2 separate regions of the Homo sapiens genome follow, and region 1 is linked to region 2. The links are chromatin contacts, found by POLR2A ChIA-PET in ENCODE. All regions are on one chromosome and are shown on one strand. Each heading gives the region's core, a stretch centred on a gene start or an enhancer-like site at or near the end of the contact. The rest is flanking DNA. Distances are from core to core; before and after follow the strand shown.

What was found. ChIA-PET counts read pairs that join two places held with the same protein, here RNA polymerase II (POLR2A).
Region 1: POLR2A ChIA-PET joins it to region 2 with 12 read pairs in GM12878. The contact joins the promoter of STAT5B here to the promoter of PIGS in region 2. POLR2A ChIA-PET finds 5 or more read pairs at or near these places in 2 of 52 experiments (A673 and GM12878).

Annotation. Positions count from the first base shown.
Region 1 is chr17:42,272,607-42,278,009 of GRCh38, forward strand. It overlaps STAT5B (signal transducer and activator of transcription 5B), which reads right to left and starts at 3,785. Exons shown (of 19, transcript NM_012448.4): 1 at 3,642-3,785. RefSeq lists a silencer at 3,418-4,027.
Region 2 is chr17:28,567,527-28,573,195 of GRCh38, forward strand. PIGS (phosphatidylinositol glycan anchor biosynthesis class S) reads right to left here and starts at 3,998. Exons shown (of 12, transcript NM_033198.4): 1 at 3,937-3,998; 2 at 3,523-3,662; 3 at 3,326-3,437. The coding sequence starts at 3,970. It overlaps ALDOC (aldolase, fructose-bisphosphate C), which reads right to left. Exons shown (of 9, transcript NM_005165.3): 9 at 5,594-5,669. RefSeq lists a silencer at 3,342-3,538 and enhancers at 3,519-3,638, 4,329-4,378.

The DNA of each region.
Region 1 (5,403 bases), core at 2,535-5,034, about 14 Mb after region 2:
CATGAAGTAGCGCAAAGGGTCAGAGACAAACCACATGGCATCTGATGTTTGTCTGTATAAGTTTAAAATAAAAATGTGACACTACAAGAAGGTTAACATGTGGACCTAATTTTGAAAATACAAACAGGAAGCACCCCCACCCCAATATTACCATTTAAAAAAAAAGGAAACCAAACCTCAAAGATACCTTCCAAGGAAGTGATGGGTGTGACCCAAACTAACAAAAGTAATAAAACGTCACTTCAACTCTGAAACCATCAAAAGTGAGGGTCTCATTCAACCAACTAAAAATCTAACACCTGTAAATTGCTCTTCTCTTTTGATTAGTAAAAACAGCATAGATTTAGATGTGCAAAATCTTCTCCAAACTGACATAGGCTTTTCAGTAGCAGAGGATCATCATTAATAAAACACCCAATGTCAAGATTTTACTTCAAATAAGGCCACTATAATTAACAGTGAATACAATTTTAAAAAGTATTTATCACTCTGATGCTTAGAACTTAAATTTAAGTACAAAAACTGTCTGATCAATGGAAACTAGATTGTTAAGTTTGACTTTCTTATTCCCAGAAATAAGCATAAAACTGTTGTGTTTCCAACACTGCAGGAGAAAAAAAAAAACTTCTGATTTTAGAAGAGTTCTATTCACAAAGCTCAGAATTAAAAACATTTTCTTCCTTTAAATACCACACATTTGAGGACAGCGATAGTGCAGAGCTAACTTTGAAGCATTATTTTTATTAAGTTGCACAGTTAAAGTATTTTGATACTTTGATATTTTATAGTATCAAAATAAAAGGATATTCTTCTCAAGAGTCCAGTAACCTGGAATTGCCAGATAGCTTTTTAAACGAATAAGTTTCAAATTATCAGAAAAATCATACAAACTAGGGTTATTTTGCTTCCTTTTGTAGGAATAATGCAGTAATCTGCACTCTTAACAGAAAGGGAAAAAATGTGTCACAGATAGAATGTCCAGAAATCTGTGAATAACTTTATGAGATACAGACATTTTTGTAGGGCACGAAAATAGTTAGGCTTCCTTCGATTCCACCTGTAACCTGCATCTAATCTTGAGCATGTTATTTACCTATCTATAACGTCTTCCTTTTACAATAAGACTACCTGTGTCACCTACCTACATAACAACAAGCCAAATAAACCACAACAAATGGATTCATAATATATAAGCCTAACAAAAATTACAGACAATTTGAATACTAACAATACTATGATTTGAAAAAACTCGACTTAAGTATCAAAAAGTAATAAATGGCAACTTTAGTCTTGATGTGGCTTTTACATATGTAAATGACATAAAAACAATCAAGAGAGGAAGAAAATGGAGATGAGATGAAAAGTCAGAGCAGGATAGGAAGTGTTGACCAAAATATTTATGTTGTAACACTCCAAACGATGATAGCACATTTTTCTCCTACAATCATACATACTATGAAGTACACACCTTAAATTTCTGAACACAATCCATATTAATATCCCGTGGGCAAAAAATACAAGCACCGAAAAGGTGAGAACTGATGAGAAGGTGGGATAGTTTACCTAGTTGGGTATATAGCAAAGATTATTTTGTGCAGAGTTTAGCTTCAAGTTATGCAATAACCAAACTACTGGTGATAGAAATCAACTTTTTTTTTCTGATGGTTTGCTTTACAAAAAAAAAAAAAAAAAAAAAAAAAACCTCTCCATTCCTTCCCTGTGTCTCAATCTGGAGCTTGAAATTTCATCTTCCAGAGGCTACAGTAGCAAACAAGTCATCTCCTAGATAACGCGCTTACCTGACCCAAGGTGTGGACTTGTTTGAATTAAACGTAACAGATACCACAAATTGTCACATAGGAAGTTTTTCTTAAAATCAGCAGCCCCTTCTCTTATTTAGCCATGTCCATTCTAACAACTGTGATCTTCCATGAGATGGAAACTGGTACCCAAATGAATAAACAAAACAACCCAAAGCCTTAAAATAAAATCAATCAATAAGATTCTCCCCATTTGAAGTGATCAGAACCACTCCAATATTTACAGTGTTACAAAATGAAATTTTAAAACATGAAAGGCACACTCAATAAAATACATCCTCACCTAGGAACTCACAGGCAATGAACATAACGCAATATAACATAAGCAAATGGACAACAATAGAATGTTGGGGAGAGAGGCACAGTTCTATTACCTTAATTGAAAGATAACAAAATTATTTGAAATAATGTAGACCCAACAGCTGAAAGCTTATTATGGCCCAGGCGGCTATCCAACAGCTTTGGAAACCTAAGATCCAAGCAGACCATAAACACCACTTGAAGACTGAAAAAAATGACATAAGCCCAAGTATGATATTCAGTGTCACGCTGGCCCTTTCAAAGGGCATTCCCTGAGGACACTGCAGAGAAAATGTATGGAATTGTATCTAGGCAAAGATCTGTATACTGCACGATGCTTTGGGAAGAGCACGAATCTCAGAGTCCTTGAAGTTTCAATCCCTGGATACTCAACAAACAGCCGTGTCACCTGAGCAGGCCACTTACTCCACCTATCTGGGCCTCAGTTTCCTCATTTGTACAATAAAAGAATGGCATCATCGCTGGGTTCCTTTCCAGCTCTAACATTCTTTGACCCACTTTTGGCACTATTTATTTGATACGAGGTATGGCGGGATCACAGGGACCAAGAAGAAAAGAACTGACTCTGGCTCTTTGGCAAAGAGAGAATCGGTATCTCTTTTAGTCTTTAAAATTCTTGTGCTTTTCATTAATCCCGTCTTTCTAAAAGCTGACACTTGGTTTTCTTCTTTGGCTTTTCCATCACTGCTGGCTACAAGTGTTTGCAACCGCCTCTTGCTCCGTGTGAGTTCTTTCCTCTTTGTTCACCCCGACCATCTTGCCAGATTCCTTTAGCCTCAGACCAGCTTTTGTGATACAACTCCCCTTCCGACTCTCCATATCTACCCCCCGACACCAGGAGCACTTTTAACCCTTTATCCCTGACTAGAAAGAAAAAGCACACTGCATCCCACGGCCACACGCACGAGCCCAGGCCTGGCGGGTCCTGATGTGGGATCCCGCCCCCCAGAGTCTTATCGAAACGTTCGTATTTGTTGTCTTGATTCCTTATAAGGCCCTGTTTCTTGAAGCTTTGCTAATACCCCCCACCGCACCAGGCACCCCCGCAGGCTCATCCCATCCCCGGAGTCCCGGGAACCTCTTTTGAAAGAAAGAAGTTAAAGCAAGGAAGACGGCTGGGGATATTCGGAATTGCAACGTGAAGGTGTGAGGCGGCTGACAGCAGCCCCCTGAGCTCCTATGGGGTCGGCGCGGGGTCCCCACACACCCACTCAGCACACGCGCACGCAGCCTTTAAAGCGCACGCCCCCCGCGGCGCCGCGGCGTTCGCAAGTCCCCCTCGCGCACCCCGCATTGCCCTCAGCCTCCCCGGCAGCCAACCCGGACCCCCTCTCCCCGCGCGCGCCCCTCGCCCAGCGCGCAACCACCGCGGCCCGGGAGTGATGGCGGCGGCGCGGCCCTGACGGGCGGCTGAGCGGCTGGAGCGCGGGCCCCGCCCGGGCTGGCTCCCCGGCCTGGCTCCCCCGGCCCCGGGCCCAGGGCTCGCCCCGCAGCTCCTACCTCGCTCGGCCCCTCGGGCGCCCGCGGCTGCTCCGGCCCAGCTGTCTGGCTTGCCCGCCCGCCCGCTCGCTCCCTCCCTCGGCCGGGCCGCCGCGCGGAGTTGCCTGCGCTGGGTCCCCGCCCGGGGTGACGGCTCCGGCCGCCGACTCTCCTCCCGCCGGGGCCCGCGGGGGCGCGCGCGCCGCTCACGCGCGGAGGCCCAGGGACGCGCGCCGCTGGCAACCCGGAGCGCGCCCCGCTTCCTGGTTCCGCCCGGCGCGCGCTCGCTAGCCCGCTGTCCCTCGCGCCCCCTCCGCGACCGCCCTTGAAGGACCCGGACCCCCTCGGCACACCCGAGGTGGCGGCGCGCTCGGCGGTGCCGGTGCCGGCGCCGCGCGCACCCCCTTTCTGCGGCGGTGGGGTGTCTTCCCGGCTCGGCTCCCTAGCCGACGCCGCACCGCAAGCACATGCTGCTTTGTTTGGGTTGGGTCGACCACCACTAGCAGGGCTAGGGCGCACTGTCGTGGTCGTTTTGGTTGGCCCCCTCCGCGGCCCGCCCACCTCTCTCCCTGGGAGCCCAGGCCCGCGTTCCGGGTCCTCTCCCGCCGAGGCCGAGGTCAGAAGTCCACAGGGGCCCCGATCAATAATTATCCTGGGTTTGCCCCCGGGAGGGCGTCTCAGCCAGGGCTCCTGCCGCCTGCATGGGCACGGCAGGAATTCACATTCGCCCAGGCCGAATTCACCTGTCCGAGTTCCAGGGTGAACCTACGGGGGACGGGGCGCCTGGGGCCGGTTCCCTTCCTGGGAAAATCTGGCTGGCTCCCACCAGTCAGAGCTGCGGGAGGGACTGCTCTCTCTAGAGAAGAAAGAATAAACAGGGTCATCTGTAGGATCCAGGGGAAGGGGGTCCCCCAGATCCTTTCCACGTGCTGAGGAGGGGGTTGCGGTTGTGGGAAGCCAGGCTGAGTCACCCACTCTCCTTTCCTCTGCTACGTCTATCTCCCGGAGCTGGCCAGCGGTTTCCCTGGCAACCCTCCAAGGGCTAGCACTAAAGCAAGACATAGGAAAGCTCCAGAAGCCAAGCTGCAGGGGCCAAAAGAGAGAGAAGGACCCCTCCCGCCCCCACTCAGACACACAGAGCTCCCCTGTGTGTATGCAAAACGTTCATGTCCAGAGATGGCCCAGAGCTGCAAGTTCTCCCATAGTCCTCCCTGGGCAGCTCTTTCCAGCGGCCTTCTCTTCACCTCCAGAATGACACCAGCCACAAAGGTCTCCAGCTGGTCAAAAAACCCTTCTCCGCTACCCAGGCCACTGCTGCAGTCCCATACTCTGGGCCAACACCTGGCACAGTGCTTTGCACAGAGTAGGTTCAGGGAGCTTGGAGGCCAGAGAAGGAAGCAGGAAGCAGGATGGATGCGCCAACCAACCCCGAGCTCTCTGGCAATCTCCCTGACAGTTACTGCCCATGATGTTTTGACACTCAGGTGCTCCATGTTCTCCATATTTCTCTTTTATCTTTTCTTTTTCTTTTCTTTTTTTTTTTTTTTGAGACGGAGTCTCTCTCTGTTGCCCAGGCTGGAGTGAAATGGTGCGGTCTCAGCTCACGGCAACCTCCACCTCCTGGGTTCAAGTGATTCTCCTTCCTCAGCCTCCTGAGTAGCTGGGATTACAGGCGCACACCACCACATCCGGCTAATTTTTGTATTTTTGTAGTAGAGACGGGGTTTCACCATGTTGGCCAGGCTGGTCTCGAACTCCTGACCTCGTAATCTGCCCGCCTCAG
Region 2 (5,669 bases), core at 2,748-5,247:
TGGAATAAACCATCTGTGAAAGGATACCTTGGAGATAACTGGAGAGATCTAAATACAGACTGAGAATTAGGTGATATTAAGGAATCACTGCTAACTTAGTTAGGTGTGACAATGGTAGTCATGTTTAAAAAAAGAAACAAAAAACCTTCAATGGCTTCCCTTCTTATCTAGAATAAAAGCCTAGAATGCAAATTCTCACAGTGATCTACCAGGCCCTAAGTGATTCAGCCCCCTTCTACTGTTCTGGTTTTATTTCATTTCCTCTTTCTCTCTTCCTCATTCACTCCAGTGAAGCCACAAGGAGATTCTCACTGCTCCTGAAAGGTACAACACTTGCTCTTAACTCGGGACCTTAGACATGCTTTTCCCTCTGCCAAGATGCTCTTCCCCCAGATATCTGCACAGTCTATTCCCTCGCCTTTTAGGTATTTACTCGAATGTCCTCTTTTCAATGAGACCTCCCTTGTCCACCCTATCTAAAACTGCAATCCCCTCCCATTCCTCAAGAAAATTCCCTCTCCTCCTGTCCTGCTCTATTTTTCTTCTGTCACCATCTAACATACATTTGACTTACTTGTCTTTTTTTCTTTTTTTTTTTGAGATGGAGTCTTTGTCACCCAGGCTGGAGTGCAGTGGTGGGATCTTGGCTCACTGCAACTTCCACCTCACAGGTTCAAGCGATTCTCCTGCCTCAGCCTCCCAAGTAGCTGGGATTACAGGCGCCCGCCACCACGCCCGGCTAATTTTTGTATTTTTAGTAGAGATGGGGTTTCACCATGTTAGCCGGGCTGGTCTCAAACTCCTGATCTCAAGTGATCTGCCTGCCTCGGCCTCCCAAAGTGCTGGGATTACAGGTGTGAGCTACCACATCCAGCTTTGTCTTTTTTATTGTCTTCTTCTTGTCTGTTTTGTTCACTGCTATATCTCTAGTAACTAGAACTGTATCTGACATAGCTACAAAGTAAATACTTGTTGAATAAATGAACAACGCTATTACTATTTCCGTCTAACAGATGAGGAAACCAAGGTTTAGAGAAGTTAACAACCTTACTCAAATTTACACAAATAAGTGGCAGAATAAGGCTTGAATTCCAGCTCTCTGATCCCAGATTCTATACTCTTGGTCACCCTTTATACGTGTTGCCTATACTATACGTTTACAGTATACCCATATTACTGAACACTGTGTTATCAAATATGAAGAAATCCATGATAAACTGAAAACAATCAAATTTCAAACTAACTTGTGAGGGATAGTCCAATTTTTGTTTAGAAAACAAGAAGTTTGGCTGGGCATGGTGGCTCACGCCTGTAATCCCAGCACTTTGGGAGGCCGAGGCTGGTGGATCACTGGAGGTCAGGAGTTTGAGACCAGCCTAGCCAACATGGTGAAACCCCGTATCTACTAAAAATGCAAAAAATTAGCTGGGCGTGGTGGCAGGCGCCTGTAATCCCAGCTACTTCAGAGGCTGAGCCAGAAGAATCGTTTGAACCCAGGAGGCAGAGGTTGCAGTGAGCCAAAATCGTGCCATTGCGCTCCAGCCTGGGCAACAAGAGCGAAACTCCATCTCAAAAAAAAAAAAAAAAAAGAAAGAAAACCAGAAGTTTGTGTGTGTACAGAGGCTGAACCATACGAAATATCATTTTTTTAAAAAAATGTTTTAACCAGCCGGGTGCGGTGGCTCACACTTGTAATCCCAGCACTTTGGGAGGCTGATCACTTGAGCCCAGGAGCTCGAGACCAGCCTGGGCAACATGGCGAAACCCTATCTCTACTAAAAATACCAAAACAAATCAGCTGGGTGTGATGGTGTGCGGCTGTAGTCCCAGCTATTAAGGCAGGTGGGCTGAGATGGGAGGATCGCTTGAGCCCAATAGGTCAAGGCTGCAGTGGGCCCTGATCGTGCCACCATACTCCAGCCTGGGCAACAAAGAGAGACCCTTTCTCAAAAAAAAAAAAAAAAAAGAAAAGAAAAGTTTTCACCAAGGCTAAAGAACTAAAAAAGTAAATGGCACACAGATGCCTCATGCTCTAGACTCAGCCCAAATCTCCAGTCATTCCCAGTCTTTCACTACACATTCCAGTAAGGCAAAACTGCTCATAGGTCCCCCAATATGCTGATTCACCCCGCCACACTTTCACACAGGAGTATAGTTTGTTGGTTAAAAGCTTGAACACTGGAATCAGTCAGGCCTGGATTTAAATCCCAGTTCCATCTCTTACTAGCTGTGTGACCTTGCACAAGTTAAATTCTCTAAGGCTCAGTTTCTTCATTTATAAAATGGGGATCATATCATTAGAAAGGATTAAATGAGGCAACACATATAAAATGCTTCACCTAGTTTCTGGCACACAGCGAGCAACAACTATCAGCTATCCTTATACTGTCTCATGCTATTAACTTTGCCTGAAATTCTCTCCCTCCTTTTCCCACTTAACCTGAATTCCTACACATCCTTTAAAAATCCGACTTAAGAATTACATCTCTCAAAACTTTCTCTGCCTTTCTTTCCTCCCAGATGGTTAATACTCTTTACTAAGTGCAATCTCTGTTTCTTGTATACTTCTACTGTAATTTATTTTATCTTTCTCCCCTACCTATGAACATCTTGAAACCATTATCAATTTCTTATTCATTCCTAAATTCTTGGTACCTAAAAAAAAGTACCCCAGTAAAGTGTTTAATGTTAAACTGAATAGGGGCTGGGCGCGGTGGCTCACGCCTGTAATCCCAACACTTTGGGAGGCTGAGGCATGCGGATCACCTGAAGTCAGGAGTTCGAGAGCAGCATGGCCAACATGGCATAACCCCGTCTCTACTAAAAATACAAAAATTAGCTGGGCGTAGTGTCGCGCGCCTGTAATCCCAGCTACTCGGGTGGCTGGTGCAGAAGAATCGCTTGAACCCAGGAGGCAGAGGTTGCAGTGAGCCAAGATGGCGCCACTGCACTCCAGCCTGGGCGACAGAGCGAAGCTCCGTCTCAAAATATAATAAATAAATAAACAAACAAACTAAATAGGGCCTATATGCAAATCCAATTTAATTTCAAACTCTGTGTTCTTTCCACTATATCCCACCTCTTCCCCTATACCCTGATGGGCATCAACTGCTTCCGATTAGGTAGCCTGTCTTACGAGTAAAATTGCTATTTAGTGACTGTGAATTTGAAAGTAGTTTTTTTCTGACCAAACACACTGTTCATTCAGAGGTCTTTCAACAGTAAGTTTTTAACTGCGTTTATGGTACACCCCCGCTCCTCCCACCCAACTCAGCTCTGAACTGAGCTCAGAGGCGAAAAGCAGCCCTGATCCCCAGTAACTCACATTTCAGAGGAATCTCTCTTTCATGCACAACGGTGAAGGGCAGCTTCTCCTGGTCGTCCAGGGGCACTGACTCCCGCGTAAACACGACAGTGACAGGCACCATGAGGCGGAGCTACAGGAAGGAGCATCAGGGCCGTCACTGAGTCTCCACCTTGCCGGGGGGGCTGTCCCCCGACCCTCCCGCACAGCAGTCTCACCTGAAGGGCATTCAGGCCACTGATCTGGGAGTAAGGCAACGAGGCCCGGTAGGTCTCCGTGGTCTTCCACCAGAGCGGTAGCCCCAGCACGATGGCCACCGCAGCGAAGAAGAGGGCGGCGCGCTTGCCCCGGGCCACCTCTGAGGGCATGGGGAACCGACTGAGGCGCTGGAAACGGGCTAGGGTACCGGCCCCATCCCCGACGCGGAGAAGCCCCAACCACCGGCCTCCAGGGGCCCGCGTTCATTGGGATCTCCGTGCGAAGGGACCCGGCCCAAGCCTGAAGGGAATCTCGTCTGAAGAGACCCCCGAGCCCCCCGTCCGCGGGACCTCTCGCACACCACAATCCCCACCCCTGCTATTCCTCCCTTGCCATCAGCTAGCTGCAGGCCCCCCACCCGAAGCCCACCGCACCTAGGTGTGTAGCCGCAGCCCCGGCGGCCGCCATGCTAGCTTCCGGCTGCTCCGGCCACCGTGGGGGCAGAGCTTCGTGAGCCTCACCCAATCGGAATCTCTGCAACGAGGGGGCAGGACCGCGGCGGTGATCGGGGCCAATCGCGAGCGCTACTCCAGACCCGCAGACGGGAGCAAGCGGGCGAGGGGTGGGAGGGCTCCGCTGGGAGCTTCGCTGGGGATCTGAAAGGAAGTCACCCGGGCGCGGAGGGACAGCCTAGGGGCCGTGCGGGTTTCGGCGCTGCTGGAACGAAGTTCCCCGCTTCCCTGTAGAACACACTTCTAGCCCCGCAATCAAGAGCGCAACCTCTGCAGTCCTTAAATACTAGCTGGGCAACTACAGGCAGCTCCGAGGCTCATCTGAAAATGGAGATATTTACATAAATGAGGCCGTTCTTGTAAGGAGCCTGGCACACGGAAAGCCCTCAACGTCAACTGTCACGGTCTTATTATCCTTATCGTAGAACTCCTCTTAGGGTGCCCTCTCCTCAAAGCCTCAAACACGGAGGTAGCAAGCTAGTATGTTTTAGCACAATTGGCTCTCTCGCTATTTTAAAATACGTTTTAATTCATTTCCAACTTGGAAAACTCAGAATACTTCACTTAAAAATCTTGAAAAGTCATGAGCCCAGACTCTAGATGCTGATCACTGCGGTTCAAATCCTGGCTTCATCACTTATTAGGTGAGTGATCGTGAGAAGATCGTTCTGTGCCTATCTGTGCCTGTTTTCTCTATTAAAATAGGGATGATAGTAATAGTACCTACTTTATAGAGTTGTATGAAATGTGTCAGTACATATAAAGTGATTAGAACAGGGTTGGTGCTATGTGCAAGCTATTTTTGTTATTATAAAGTCAGGCCACACAGGGTGGAGCATTTGTAGCCTCCCCAGTTGACACAGAACACACGCAGCTTGTTATCTCTTCTTTTTATCTGCTTAGACCCAGGTTCTCAGCCTACCTCACAACCCAGCCCAGTGGTTAAAGTTCAGCATCAGGCCTCACCAGAGCTGTCCTTACCCAGACCCTCCAATTGGCTCCCTTTGTGCCCACTTCTACCCCAAATGAAAATGGGCCATAGCCCTTGGCAACCTCCTAGATGCCCTGCTCAGCCCTGGCAGCCCGCAGAGCCTTGGTTTTCCTCTTTGGGCGGGAGTCCAGGTGCTCGCTTGCCCTTACTGGTGTGGCTCACCCTAGTGGAAGGTACCAGGTCCCAGCTGGGCTTAACACTGCGAGATGGGAGAGACTCCCACCCACTCTTATCCCAGCCTGTCTTGCTGCCTCCCTGCTTTGAGCCTTGCACAAATCTGCCTTCAGGAGTTGCCAGTTTGGCCTCACTCCATACTTCTGTAGCTGCAGCCCAGTGCCACTGATGTGGCAGTCCCTAGAAGACTTGCAGTCTTCCTCATTGCCCCACTCCAGACTTGGACATCAAGAGAGCAAGAGCCTGAGCTGGGGATGGTGACTGCATGTGCCCTTCCTCCATAACTTGAAGCCCAGTAAGACTCAAATCCCACCCTCTCCACCTCCAGAGTCAGAGGGCCCAGAGATAGAATTAGCAGAGATCAGAAACTGGGAGGTGGGAATTTGATGTGTAAAACAGACAGGCAAAGTAGAATGTTTTGCTACCATTTATTTGCTGTATGGTATGTACTCAAGGCATGAGTCAGGGCTTCTGTACTACCCTCTGATCC